Linked DNA regions of Homo sapiens: region 2 is linked to region 1. Evidence: chromatin contacts called from ENCODE Hi-C or POLR2A ChIA-PET data. All regions are on one chromosome and are shown on one strand. The core of a region is the stretch at or near the end of the contact, and the rest is flanking DNA. Distances in the headings are between cores, read along the strand shown. Region 1 holds the start of COL15A1 (collagen type XV alpha 1 chain). Region 2 overlaps COL15A1 (collagen type XV alpha 1 chain).

What was found. A loop is a pair of places that touch in the nucleus more often than their neighbours do. ChIA-PET counts read pairs that join two places held with the same protein, here RNA polymerase II (POLR2A). Pooled maps may share reads with other maps.
Region 2: a loop to region 1 is called in a map of heart left ventricle, with 3 times the contacts of the local background. The contact joins the enhancer-like site here to the promoter of COL15A1 in region 1. A Hi-C loop is called at or near these places in 6 of 168 maps with a recorded cell type or tissue (Right ventricle myocardium inferior, chondrocyte, esophagus muscularis mucosa and 2 more), 1 of 37 single-sample maps with no recorded cell type and 8 of 50 pooled maps. POLR2A ChIA-PET finds 5 or more read pairs at or near these places in 3 of 52 experiments (AG04449, AG04450 and GM12878).

What each region holds. Positions count from the first base shown.
Region 1 is chr9:98,939,019-98,945,727 of GRCh38, reverse strand. COL15A1 (collagen type XV alpha 1 chain) reads right to left here and starts at 1,821. Exons shown (of 42, transcript NM_001855.5): 1 at 1,656-1,821; 2 at 1,478-1,566. The coding sequence starts at 1,666. It overlaps COL15A1-AS1 (COL15A1 antisense RNA 1), which reads left to right and starts at 1,076. Exons shown (of 1, transcript NR_198999.1): 1 at 1,076-4,843.
Region 2 is chr9:98,975,071-98,981,799 of GRCh38, reverse strand. The region is part of intron 2 of COL15A1 (collagen type XV alpha 1 chain); the gene reads right to left. Among named protein-coding and RNA genes, the nearest start is that of COL15A1-AS1, 34 kb to the right of the region's middle. Within about 2 kb of position 4,424, at least 6 of the 41 ENCODE cell types and tissues checked have a DNase peak (open chromatin) inside an H3K27ac peak, as active enhancers do; they include heart left ventricle and heart right ventricle, where a contact is called at or near this core.

The DNA.
Region 1 (6,709 bases), core at 572-3,071:
ACATGAGCCATGGGGCTGAGAAGCTAAAACTATACTCCAGCTGCCCTTTGATCTGCAATAAATGCCAGGCTGGACACTCTGGCAGGAAAAGCTATCATCGGATTTGGGTCTTGTTGCCCAGGAGACAATGGGCTGTCTTGGGCTTCTTCAGGCAAACAAAGAGTTAACCAAGGCCACCTTCTCAATCCCGTTTCCTTTGGGCCGACTAGAGGTTGTTTCCTAGACTTTCTGTTCCCTTATTCAATTGAAGATGTGTACTAATCCCCCAAATTCAAAGGGGAGGGGGTCAGAAGCTATAGAAAGCATGGCTCTTCTGCAAAACTGCATGGAGAAAGAGCTGAGCAAGGGCAAGAGCCTACAGACCTGGATTCAAGTCCTGGCTTTTGGACTGGCCACTTTCTAAGCTTCTCTCAACCTCAATGTTATAAAAATACCTGCATTGCGATGGGATTAATAGAAGCCCAAACCTCAGCACCGTGCAATATACCCTTGTAAAAAACCACACATGACCACTCCCTGAATCTAAAATAAAAATAAAAATACTTGCATTGCTTTCCAACACATAGTTACTGCAAGAATCAAGCAGTAATTTCTATCACTTATTTTGTGCCTAGTATATACTGGAATCATGGGAAGCACATTATTTCTAATTTCTCTAATATTCACAACATTTCTAGGAAGGTAAAATGGTCTAATTAATCGCCTTTTTCAGATGGGGAAACTGAGGCACAGAGCGATGAAATCCATTGCCCAAGATCACTCAGCCAGCCACAGTTCAAACCCAGGCAGTCTGACCTTAACCGAGGCCCATTTTAACTTAGGTCTACTTTAACTTATATCTTACTATTCAGCCAACCGCCTGAGTTCTGCTGGAGAAACTGAGGCCCGGGGAACGGAAGGGATCAGATCTCTGGCTTCCAGGCCACAGCTCTTTCCACCACCGGTGGAGCCACTGCCCATGATAGACGTGACCGCTTAGGTAACTCAGAGCTGGGTTAAGCAACCGAGCAATTCAGTTCCGTTATTTCTTGAGCAGCAAAAGCCCCAGATGTCCCTCCCGGTGTTCATGCTTCGCACCTGTGTGCGGAGAGGCACCAGACCTGCCCTTACCAGAAGCCAGCCAGCACGCACAACCTAAGCTGCTGGCGCTGGGTGCGCTGAGGCTGTTGGCGCTGGCGCTGGCGCTGTTTCTGAAGTCCCTCTCTGCCTAAGATTGGAGGCTCCGCACCCAGCTCAGACATCTCGGGTGCCCAGACAACGCTCCAACCGCCCCAGCTGCCCAGGGATCCCATTCACAGCTATAACCCCTGCACTGCCAGGAGGTAGCCGCCCGCGGGACCGCCAGTGCGCACTGAGTGGCAAGACTCCCTTTTATGTCCAGGAATGAGGCACGCATCGCAGCCGCGTCCGCCGCCAAAACCGACTTCCCCCACGGGCGCGGAGGCAGCCGGTGCCACCCTCCGACCGGGTTGCTTACCTGTCGCACCGCGGGTCTGGGTGACAGCAGGGAGGGGCGTGGAGACCGAGAGCAGCATCAGCAGACACCAGCACTGCCCGTTGTTCCTCCTGCAAGATGTGCCCGAGGGAGAAAAGGTGAGGCGGGCAAGAGTATTGGAGGGGCCCGGGACGCGAGGAAGCAGAGAAGCGGGTCTTACCTTGGTGCCATCTCGCGGGTCTGCGGAGCCCCGGAAGGCGCGCGGCTAGTCGAGCAGAGCGTTGGAGCTTAGCGGAGGACGAAGGGTCGCTGAGCGCTGGCCGCCGCGCTCGCCCTTCCTGCAGGGAACAAAGGCGGCGCTCGGCAGCGGCGGCGGCGGGCAGAATCCCGGCTCCCGGCCCGCGCCCCGAGTCACCCGCGCTCTGAAACCCGACTCCGCCGCGCCCTGCGCTCCCCCGCGCGCTGCGCACTCACGCCCGGGGGATACCGGCCGCCCCGGCCGCCTCCCCACGCCCCTTTCCCCCTCGACGGACGTGCGCTCGCCTCTGCTGCCTCCACCCGCGGCTGCCTTATGTAACCTGCGAGGAAAGCCCCGCGCCCGCGTTCGTTGGGGCAAGCGGGATGGGCTCCCTCCCGCCCTTAAGTCTGTCCTGTCGGGGCTGACCCGCAAGAAAGCACTCTTTCACAGCCGCTGAGGGAATCCTCTCCACAGCCCAGGAAGGCTGGAATCAGTGATTTCCTTATATGATGGACAAGGAGACTGAGGCTCAGAGAGGTGGAGCGTATGTCCCAAAGTCCCAAGCTGCACTGAGCTCCTAGATGCTGTGACCCACCCTGCACGCCTGACACATGGACCGACTTGAATGCCCAGGAGTGGACCTGCCTGGGGGCCATAAGGGATACATACAACTAAATGCAGCAGAGATAATCCTAATAAAAGTTTTTAATGTACTGGATTCCAGGGCTTTCCTCCCTATGTATACCTTGCCTGCCCCCTTCATCAGAATGTAAGCTCCAGGAGGGCTTATCTGTGCTTTGTTCCCTGCCTAAAACAGCTCAGGTAGTAGGAGATGCCAATAAACGCTGGATGAATGAAGGAGCACAGTCTTGGGTGAGGCATCACACCAGGCCCTGTGATGAGATGTGGGGGTCATGAACCAGGCTCTGCCTCCGAAAGCCCTCAGTGGGAGTGAGGCGGTTCAGGGCAGACTAACCCATCTGTGCAGAGCTTATCGCAGGGCACTGGGTAAACCCTCAATGGTCGCTTTTTATTAAGATTACCACCCGGCACATAGTGTGAGATCTTGGAGTGAGAAGAGGCACCGCTGAAGTTGGCTGAGACCTGGACAGCTCTGAAGCCAGGTAAACACTAGAAACCTCTCTTCCTGAAGCACCAAGTAGCCACAGTGGGCCGTGGCTCTGTGGTCAGTTCCTGTGTTTGATTCAGTTCCACTCTAGAGGATGGGTCACCTCTTGCCAAGTGAGTTAGCCTTGCAGAGGAGATGGCATGGGAATGGATATAAGCAACTAATGCTTACTTGGTGTGGATTATGTCCCAAGCCCTCTGCTAAATGCTTTAGCTGTGTTATCTCATTTAATACCCACAACAGCCATGGAAAGGTGATACTGTCATGATCCCCATTTCATAGATAAGAAAGCTGAGGTTCAAAACATTCCAAGGCTAATGAATGGCAGATGCAACACCCATGCTCCTCCCCACTCAGCCATGCTGCCTGCCAGTAAGCAAGAAGATTAGACTCACTCTCCACCCTCAAGAGCAAAATCGCAGTGGAGACACAGAGCACTCGGATATGAAAGGGTTCATGCCAGCCTGGGCGGTGAGGGCTCAGAGGAGGGATGGTTGGCCTGGAGATCAGGAGTCTGGGTTCCAGTCCAATGCTGGCCCTGGCTGCAGGGTGAAGTTGGGCAAATCTTGCCCTTGGTCTGATTTTTTATTTCTCCACCTGGATAATGGACACAACTACCTTGAATTGAATGGTGGCTGTGAGTCCCTTGATGGGACCACCTACTGGTACACCACAGTGCTCTCTGTCCATTGGATTTTGGCTTCTATTATTAGAGGTTGTGGATATTCTCATCGGGGCTGCGGCCTGTGGAGGGGGACAACTGGCAAGACAGAGGGGGGACCCTAGATCAACCTCTTAAGGGATTGAGGCTCCAGTAGCCAAAGCAGCTCGAGAACCAGGTTGGCCTCATGTGGAGCTAACACATAAGGCGAACTGCATCCCGACAAAATTGTCCACTTGAGGCCTCTTTCCTAATCTGTTCACATTCCCTGTGAATGTAAATTCTCTCCCACTTGCAGCCACTCTGTGATGGGCCTAACCTTATTTTATTTTGATTCACTAACCATAGGGAATTTGCTTTCATAATTCTATATTTCTCTATTGTTTGTAAAGTACCACATTAACTAGGAATATAATTGACTTTCTTAGAACTATATTTCTATACTGCTTAGAAAAACCACATCAGTTATGGCTACATAGTAGATCTAGGGTTCTGTTTGACAGTTTTAAAACCAGAGATTGTGAACTGGCAGCCATAGGCTCAATTTTGTTTCATTTTTGATTTTGGTTTTTGTTTTTGTTTGAGATGGAGTGTCGCTCTGTCACCCAGGATGGAGTGCCGCTCTGTCACCCAGGATGGAGTGCAATGGTGGCTCACTGCAACTTCCGCCTCCCGGGTTCAAGTGATTCTCCTCTTCAGCCTTCCAAGTAGCTGGGACTATAGGCGCCCATCACCACACTCGGCTAATTTTTGTATTTTTAGTAGAGACGGGGTTTCACCATGTTGGCCAGGCTGGTCTCAAACTCCTGACCTCAAGTTGATCCACCCATCTCAGCCTTCTAAAGTGCTGGGATTAAAGGCATAAGCCACCATGCCCAGCCTTCAATTTTGCCCATAGATATGTTTTATCTGGTCTGCTGGGTGTCAACCTCCAAATTAAATTGGCTAGCAATATTTGATAATTAGAGAATTGCACAGTAAAATTGAGACTTCTGGATTCTTTTTGAAATTTTGGAAAACCTGGCGACATAAGGCCTGCATTCTCTGTGCCAACAATTGATTGGCATTGAATAGGGGCTGCTGCCTTCAGCTAAGGCAGTACTGTCCAGTTTGCCGTAGTTCCCACCACCCCATATTGTCCCCAAAACCAAAGCTAAGAATCAATTGCCCCTATCACAGTTGCACTCTGCCTTTGCATATAAGAAAAAATGGAATAGGTTGAATGCTCATGTTCCTGTTAAAAATGGGTAAACAGAAGATATATGGGGAGAAGAACATGTTTAAAGAAAGATGGGGAAAAACATATTTCTACTTGTTTAATATACAAATAAAGTGTGTACATTGAAAAAAATAAAAATGAAGGTGCCATTATGAAACAAACCTGGCCTCCTCAGTTACATATATAACATGAAGGGTGAAGACTTGATTGTGATCCAATTTATCAGTCCAAGATACATATGCATAAGGCAACAGATTCCTTTCTACTCTTGCAGGGAAGTCCTATGTGCACATTTCATATTTTGTTGGTTCTCTGTAACTGATGATACCCAATTCACTGGAATCTAAAAATGAAGTTTCCCAAAGCACACTTCTCATCTACAAATGACTGGAAATAGACTCGTGTTAAGGTTGTTGATTTTGCACCTATTTCTCCTGGGAAGCCAGACCATGTTCATATTCAAGAAGGGCTCTCAGTTTGCAGCTTGTCCCTGAACTCAGGCAGATGAAGAACAGGGAGGGTCTCAGGCCTGGGAGCTGAAGTGGGGGCCAAATGGTCCCAGCTGTGGGTGTGGGAGGGATGGGGCAGGAAGCCAAGCAAGACATTTTACCTCCTGCCAGACAGTGTTTTTAGGGCTTAAGTGATTTCCTTCCATTCAATGTTAAGTTGTAGAAATAGCCAAGAGGAAGCTTCGTGTCATACCCAAGCTGATCTAAATTGTTTACCACCGTTCAGTGTAATCTGTGAGATTGGGATGTGTGAAGACTGGGGATCTTATGTCCCAACTCTTACAGAACTGGACTAAATTAATAGGCTGTTCCATTTTCCCATAATCTACCCAATGTCCCTGATAACTCAATATCCAAAAGCATTCTCCATACTGTCTCAAGCAGCTGGAAGGGGCACAAAAATCTGTGGAAATCATCTAAAACTTTGGTTTCTGAAGAAGTTACCAAGAATATAGTGCATGTCATTCTAGACCTCAGTTTATTCACTACATGGGTACAATGCCTCCCTTGTGGAGTTGTGATGAGAACGTCTACAGGAGGTAGTTAGAGCTTGCATATCATCTGATTTAATGTGCAGAAAAAGTGCAATAGATTTAACTAGCTAACTAGAATAGAATTTACTAGAATAACTAAAGAGATAGCTGCCTTTGGGATAACCAAGAGAAAATAATGACTGTTTAAGCCCACAACTACCTTCCAAGGAGGACTCATTTGTTCTGCTGAGCATCTTGATGTGTTTGGATATGCAAAGAGGGGCCACAGGCTGAGACAAGAGTCATTGGTTCAACATAAGAGAAAATGATGGATTTGAAAATCTGACAATCCAAGAGGAAAAGAAAAAGGAGGGAGAATGTATCAGACACCTTTTATGTGCCACTGCAACATCCTGTCCAGATCCCCTCCATCTTGATCATTTATGTGCAGGGTGGCTGTCTTCCAACTGCCAGCACCTGCATCCCTTCACCTGAGCGCTTTCTCTGGCCCCTGGAGCCTGCTCTGCCCACAAGCACAGAAGACCAGAAGTGTTGGGAAATTAATGGAGCAACCCCTTCCCCAAGCAGCTCTCAATCAGTGATGGTCAGGAGCTGGTGGATGAGAATCTCAGCCCCCTTACCCAGCTGGTGGGAACACCTAGGCAGGCACACATTCTATACTTCTATCCAGAGTTTCCACAGGACTGAGCTCCGGTTTCCCACAGGGGTATTGTGCACTCACTCTTTATTGGCCACCTCATTTCCCCACTCCCCTTCCAGTGCTTCTTAAGAAAACTGACCAAGTGAACTGCTGGCAGTGGAATCCTTGCCTCTGAGTCTTTTGCTGCGGGAATCCAAATTAAGATAGCTGCTTGAAATTCTTTTAGTCTCACCCGTCTCCAGGGTCTCTGGCCACTTGTTCTAACAGCAGTCCCCTTTGTGGAGACCAACTCTACCTGGACTCTCACCAACTTCAGGCAGATACAACTCACAGCCCCTGGCCTCATGTCCACATTGATCACCTTTCACTTCCACCCCAGGGCTT
Region 2 (6,729 bases), core at 3,175-5,674, 33 kb before region 1:
GAGGAACAAGTATGTGCCCACCACTCCACGTAAGAAAGACAGTATCAATTCAGCTGAAGCTCCCATGAACTCTCTTCAGTCCTTTTCCTCTGCCCATGCTCTGGCAGGAGCCATTCTTGTGAATTTGGTGTTTATCACTCCCACGCATTTGTATGTCCACTCGATACGTGTTTCTAACAGAATGTAGAACCATGGTGTGTGTTCTACACCTCATATAAATGGTGGCATGATGCACACATTCTTCTGAAACTTGCTTTTATTTTTCACTCAGCATTGTATTTTTTAGATTTATCCCTGTTGATACATGTGGCTCTGATCTTATATTTTCTTTTCTTTTTTTTTGAGACAGAGTCTCGCTCTTGTTGACCAGGCTGGAGTGCAGTGGCACAATCTCGGCTCACTGCACCCTCTGACTCCTGGGTTCAAGCGATTCTCTTGCCTCAGCCTCCTGAGTAGCTGGGATTCAGGTGCCCACCACCATGCCTGGCTAATTTTTGTACTTTTAGTAGAGACGGGGTTTCGCCATGTTGGCCAGGCTAGTCTCGAACTCCTGACCTCAGGTGATCCGCCCACCTTGACCTCCCAAAGTGCTGGGATTACAGGCGTGAATGAGCCACCGCGCCTGGCCTGGCCTTATATTTTCACAACAGTACTCTATGGTATAAATAAGCTACAATGGGTTGATTCACATTTCTGTTGGTGGAAGGTGAGGTTTCCATCAATATTACAAATGATACTGCCACGGACTCCCTTATACACATCTCCTCCTGCTTACCTGTGCAGGTAATTCCACAGCTGGAAGTGGAATTATTGGATAATATGGGTATGTGCACCTACAGCTTCCCTGAATATTGCAAAATTGTTCTCTGAAGCAACCGTGTCATGCATGTCGCAGACCCACCAGCAGCATATTCTTGCCAACATTTAGGGGAGGCAGAGAGATGCAATTTGGGAGAGGTCCACGGGGCTTTTCAACGGTAGTGATAGTGTTAATTGTTCAGGTGGTATTCAAAAGAAATATTCATTGTATTTTTCTTTATAGCAAATTTCATGGAAAATATTTCATACAATTTTTATGAAAACGATTAACCCCTCCTCGACAAAAGAGCACATCTGATCCTGTTGCTATCCTGCTTAGAAGCCTTCTATGAAATAGGATTTTTCATGGCCCTCAGGGCCAGGGCTGACCAGGCTGCTGCCACCTGGCTCAAGAGGCCCTCTGTGGTCAGGACCCAGCTGCACTCCCTACTCCCTGACATGCCTGACACAGCCCCAGCGTGCCCCATGCTGTCCCAGGGACTCCCACCCCTGCCAGGAATGCTTTCCTCTGTGCCATCTGCCCCAGCCCAGCCCAGTTATTTTCACTGAATGACTCCTGCTCATCAGCCCAGGCCTCGCTTCCCCTGAAATCTCGCTTCACCTCCCGCACCCACACCCTCCCCTCTGGGGGCTGCATTAGAAGTCCTCTCTGTACACACGGGGTCCTCCATCATAGCCCCTGCATGTCACTATTGGGTCACTTGCCTCTCTTCCCACTGGGCCATCTGTCTTCCCAGTAACCAACCCAGGGCTTATAGTGAATGAATGAACAAATGAATGAATGTGTACATATTCTCAAGTCCCCTCTTTTTTTTTTTTTGAGACAAGAGTCTTGCTCTGTTGCCCAGGTGGGAATGCAGTGGCATGATCACAGCTCACTGCAGCCTCCACCTCCCAGGCTTAAATGACCCTTCCACCTCTCAGCCTCCCAAATGTCTGGGGCTACAGGCATGCAGCATCACACTCAGCTAATTTTTTCATTTTTTTGTAGAGACAGGGTCTCGCTATATTGCCTACGTTGGTCTCGAGCTCCTGGAATCAGTGATTCTCCTGCCTCGGCCTCCCAAAATGCTGGGATTACAGGTGTGAGCCCCTGCGCTCAGCCTCCAATCACCTCATTTTAGAAAACACTAAACTAAGGTTAATAGAGAGGAAGTGTTTGCTGGCCATGAACTCAGATTTGATTCTCAATTGAATGCTTATCCTCTCCAGTTTACAACTTGCTTTAAAACAGAAATTAATTTTAGTTAAAAGATTGGTAAATTTGGTTAAATTTGACCACTTAGAAAAAAATGTTCTGCATAGAACTAATAAATAATAATAATAATAATAAAGATAATCCCTGCAATGTCAAAGAAAACCCCAAAACCATGAAATGACTGATATTTGCTACAAAAATCACAGCAACAAACTCATTTCTCTAATATGCAAAGTAAATGAATACCCAAAAGAAAAATGGGCAAAGAATAGAAAATTCTAGACACAGTAAAAGAAATTAAAATCTTAAACATATGAAAAATACTCAACCTCATTCATAATGATAGAATGAGTTAAGATTACGAAGGGATACCATTTTCCCTATCAGATTGGCAAAGACCAGAATACGCTGTGTTGGCAAGGGTTTAAGGCAGCAGGCCTTCTCCTGCGTTACTGGCAGGAGCATAAATTGTTATAACGTGGTGGGAGGCAATTTAATAACATTTATCAAAATGGCAAATGTGCATGTACTTGTTGACCCAGCAGTCATACGTCTATGAATTTTTTAACAGATAAAGTTACATATGTGAAATATAAAGTACATACACAAATATTCACAGCATCGTGGTTTAAATTTACCTAAAATTCCCATCTTTGGGAATGATTAATATAATAAATGATGACAGGTTCACACAACGAAATCCAAGGCAGCGTTTCAAAAGATGTGATTCCTTAAGTACTAATATGAAACAATCAAGATGTACTATATAAAAACAGACAAAATAAGGTGCAGAAGTGAATTGCTATCAGTTGGAAATGTATGTACTAATACAAATTAAATATACCATATATATTTAAATATATATGGTATATTACAATAGCTCTAGAAGAATACACAAGAAACGGGGCAGTGGTTGTCTCCAGGGAAGGAAGCTGGTGGCTGGGGGCTGGGAGACTTGCTTTTCACTGGATATCTTTTTATACTTTTTTCTATTTTACAGCATATACATGGTATGAAAAGTAAAGACATCTACATATTTTTAAAGAGATTATCTCCTTGCATCCACTTATAGAAATCATAAAACCTATTCTTCTTGCTTTTCCTCACTCAGATACAGCTTATCTTTGTACAGAAAGAAAGAAAAAAAGAAGGAAAAGAAACAAAGAAAACCACACATCCCACTGAGATTTCTTTTCTTTCCTCCACGGTTTAAAGACAAAAACAAAACAAAACCACAAACACCCTACTGAGAGCTCTGCTTTCTTCTTCGCTTATCCAATCCAGTAAAAAGCTTTTCCTCTATTTCCTCTCTCTTTCCTGCTGGGAACAGGAGGGGGAAGCCTCTTTCTGCTCGGAAAATTCCTGGTGCCACAGAGAGTAAAAGCACCAGAGCTTCACATCCTGTGGCTTGTTTCCAAGTGGTGTCTCTGAGGGATCCAGGGCCAGGTTAAGCGTTCAGGCGACACAGGGAGAAGGGCCTGAGAGGCTCCCACTCAGAAAGCTCATTGCTTAAACCAGCCTAGTGCTTCCCATGGCCAGTAGATCCAGGCTTGCATGTGGCAATTCTGGGAATTCTTATGCCTAGGAGTCTGCTTAAAAACAAAAATTCATGAATCTATCCAACATCCTTGTTTTCTAGACAGGGAAATTGATGTTCAGGGAGACTTCCATGGCCAGGAGGCACAGCCAGGAAGCAACAGATGGGGCAGCCAAGCAAGGGTGGACAGAGTCTTGGTACCACGAGTCCCAGAGCTGGTGCCCTCCCACAGCCCCGACCACTCCAGGTCCTGGCCAATGGTTGGTCAGCTGGAGAGGGGGCAAAGGAGGCAGCCTGCAGTGGAGAACATCCTCTTCCTTGGACACAGCTGGGATGAGACCCCTCCTTTGCCCTTTACCAAACACAAAGCCTTTGGGCGATGACTTCCTGGTGATCAGGGGAGGTCCCTGCCCACTTCCCATGTGGGGATTCAATGAGACGACAGATGGGAAATGCAAGGTATAAGCTTAACAAAAACCAAAGTCTGCAAAAAAGATCCCTTCCTAACCCTCCCACCCTCCATCCCCCTAGACCTCAGCCATTCAAGACAGGACACATGGATAGGCGCTGGCCCGCAGGCCTTGTTTCCACAGAGTCCGCCAAGAGGGAGGCCAGCCATGAATGTAGAGCAAGCCCAAGTCAGCCCCAGCAGCCCAGCTCTGCTCTCAGCAACCCCCACCACATCCTTCCACATCCACTGTCCCATGGCATGGCGTGGTAGGGGACGACCCCTGACCTGGAGTGACCCATGCTCACTCGCGGCTGCGCCTGGGCCTGCTGGCTCATTTCCCTTTGGCCTCCAGCAGGAGGGCCACCTGTTTAGGCAGCCACCAGGGAGGGGAGGAGAAGCCAGGGAGCCAAGACAAACAGGCCCAGCAACTGGGTCCATGGGCTTGACCTTGGATGGCTCTGTGCTGGGCAAGAAGGGAGGAGGGTGGAGATCACAGCTGGTGGGAAGACATCCCACCATTTTGGAGGGGACTGGGGACTGGCGTGGAGCATGCTGATGGAACTCTGCAGCCTGAGGATTCTTGGAAGCGGCCCACACTTATCCCCAGATAATAATACTTCTCTCAGAGGACAGTTGTGTGACTTAAATAAAATAATATACCTAAAATGTTTAGCACACTGCTTAGCACACAGAGTGCTTAATAAATGGTAGCTGCCATTTCTTTCCCTATTATTATTACCCTGCTATTTCCCATGCAATTGTCATACTGGAAAACTCAAGGTATCCTGAATGGGTCCTACATTTTACACCCTTGAGCCTTTGTGTATGCTGTTCCCTCCACTTGAGGAACTGCTCCACACATCTCAGGGCCCAACTTCAATGTCATCACCTCCTCCATGAAGTCTTCTTGGATTCCCCCACCAGGTAGTCTGGGCATTCCCGCTCCTGCACTTGGCCCTGACTCTATGTAGCATATATGGCATTATATGACTAAGGTGTTGGACCCTACCATCTTGGAACCTCCTTAAGTGTAGGAACTGGCGTCCACTTCTCCCTGTCTCCCCCACACCCAGGCTCTGTCCCTGAGCAGGTCCTCAGGAAGTGTTTGCTGGCTGAACTAAATCCTAGGCATTCCTGAATTGAAGGTGCCAGGCTCACAGTCTGAGGCCCTGGTGAGAGTCACTGAGGTCGGGCTCCAGTCTGACATCCAACAGTGACCTCACTGCATGCCCATCCATCACCTGAAAGTCCACGTTCCCTCCCATCTCCACGATGCTGGATCCACTGGCCCAGAGAGCCCATCTGGGAGGCATGAATCCATGGGGCAATGAGAGACCCAGGGAGGGGAGGAAGGACTCAGGTTCAAGACTCTGTCTGTGACCTTGGGCCAGCTAGTCCCCCTCCCTGATCTCAGTTTTCCCATCAGAGAGTTAGACCAGATAGACTCTCAGAGCCACATCCACTGTGATTTATTCTATGTATTTTCACTGCCTTCAAACACTTCCTGGGGCTGCATCTGACCGGTCTTATTCTCTCACTTCATTAATGCTTAGAGATAGCTTCATTTCCAATGGGGGTTTTCAACTTACTTTTCCAATTCATGAATTTGATCATATTTCTAAAGCTCCCACATTGTGCCTTGTGTAGTGCTGGAGACATGGAGCTAAGCCTGGAACATGTGTGCTCAAGCAGCTCACTATCTAGGTGACCATTAGTAGTCATCTGCTCCTATTACAAGCTCCAAAGCCTTCAATGGCTCCCCAGTGCCTTCAGCATAAAAGCAAAATTCTACTCGAGACACCCTCTGCTTCATCTCCTCATTCTCCCCCCGTGTCTTTGCCTTCACTCATGCTATTCCTTCTAGTGACATCACTCTTCCCCATCTTCTTACATCTAAATCTTTCCAGTCAGGCTCAGCTGCACCCCAACACACGGGGGCCCCACTCTCACTCTGCAAAAAGGGCCAAAGTCATCCCCCCTCCTCTAAACATCCACAGAGCCAAGGGGATGCTGTGAAGGAACGGACACAGGGAGAGACAACCTGAGCCTCCCTCCCTCAAATCTAGTTCAGACTCCTAAGTGCAGTTTTGGGGTGGCCCCTCCTCAGGGCGCAGAGAGGAGAAATCAGACGGTTTCAGAGACAGAGGAGGCAGAGGAAAATCTGAGCAGTCAGGGCAGGGTGCGACTTTCCTCCCAAGGGTCCAAAGCCAGTTTCCATGGAAACCAGGCAGAATCCCAGCCATGAAGAAACAAACAGAGCAGGGTTCAGGTTTTCCTTCCACACAGATGACAGCGATTTGGCCAGAGATGAAGAACAGGAGCGAACTCTCACCTCTCCTCCTCCTCTCTGCCACAGGCTCAGGGACATCATCTGGCACCTCCCCTACCCCGCTGGGCCTCGGTTTCCCCTTCCGTGCGATGGGCTGGATCAGTCCTTCCATCTGTGGGGTCCTGAAGCAGTGCCCGGGACTAGCCTGAGCTTTGGAGCCTTGCCTCCCTAGAGAACTGTAGCTGGCTTTGCAAAGCTCCCTCTCACAGACGATCATCTGGGACCTGAGCCCAGCGCTAGCGCTAGTTAGCATTTAAAGCCAGAGGAGGCTAAGGAGCGTTCCTCGCTCCAGGTGAAGGAGCGCTGCGGATATGTCCGGACGGAGGCGCGAGGGAGGCTGAGGACGCCCCGGGACCGTGCGCGGCAGCGGCTCCTGGCGGTCTCTACGGGAACTG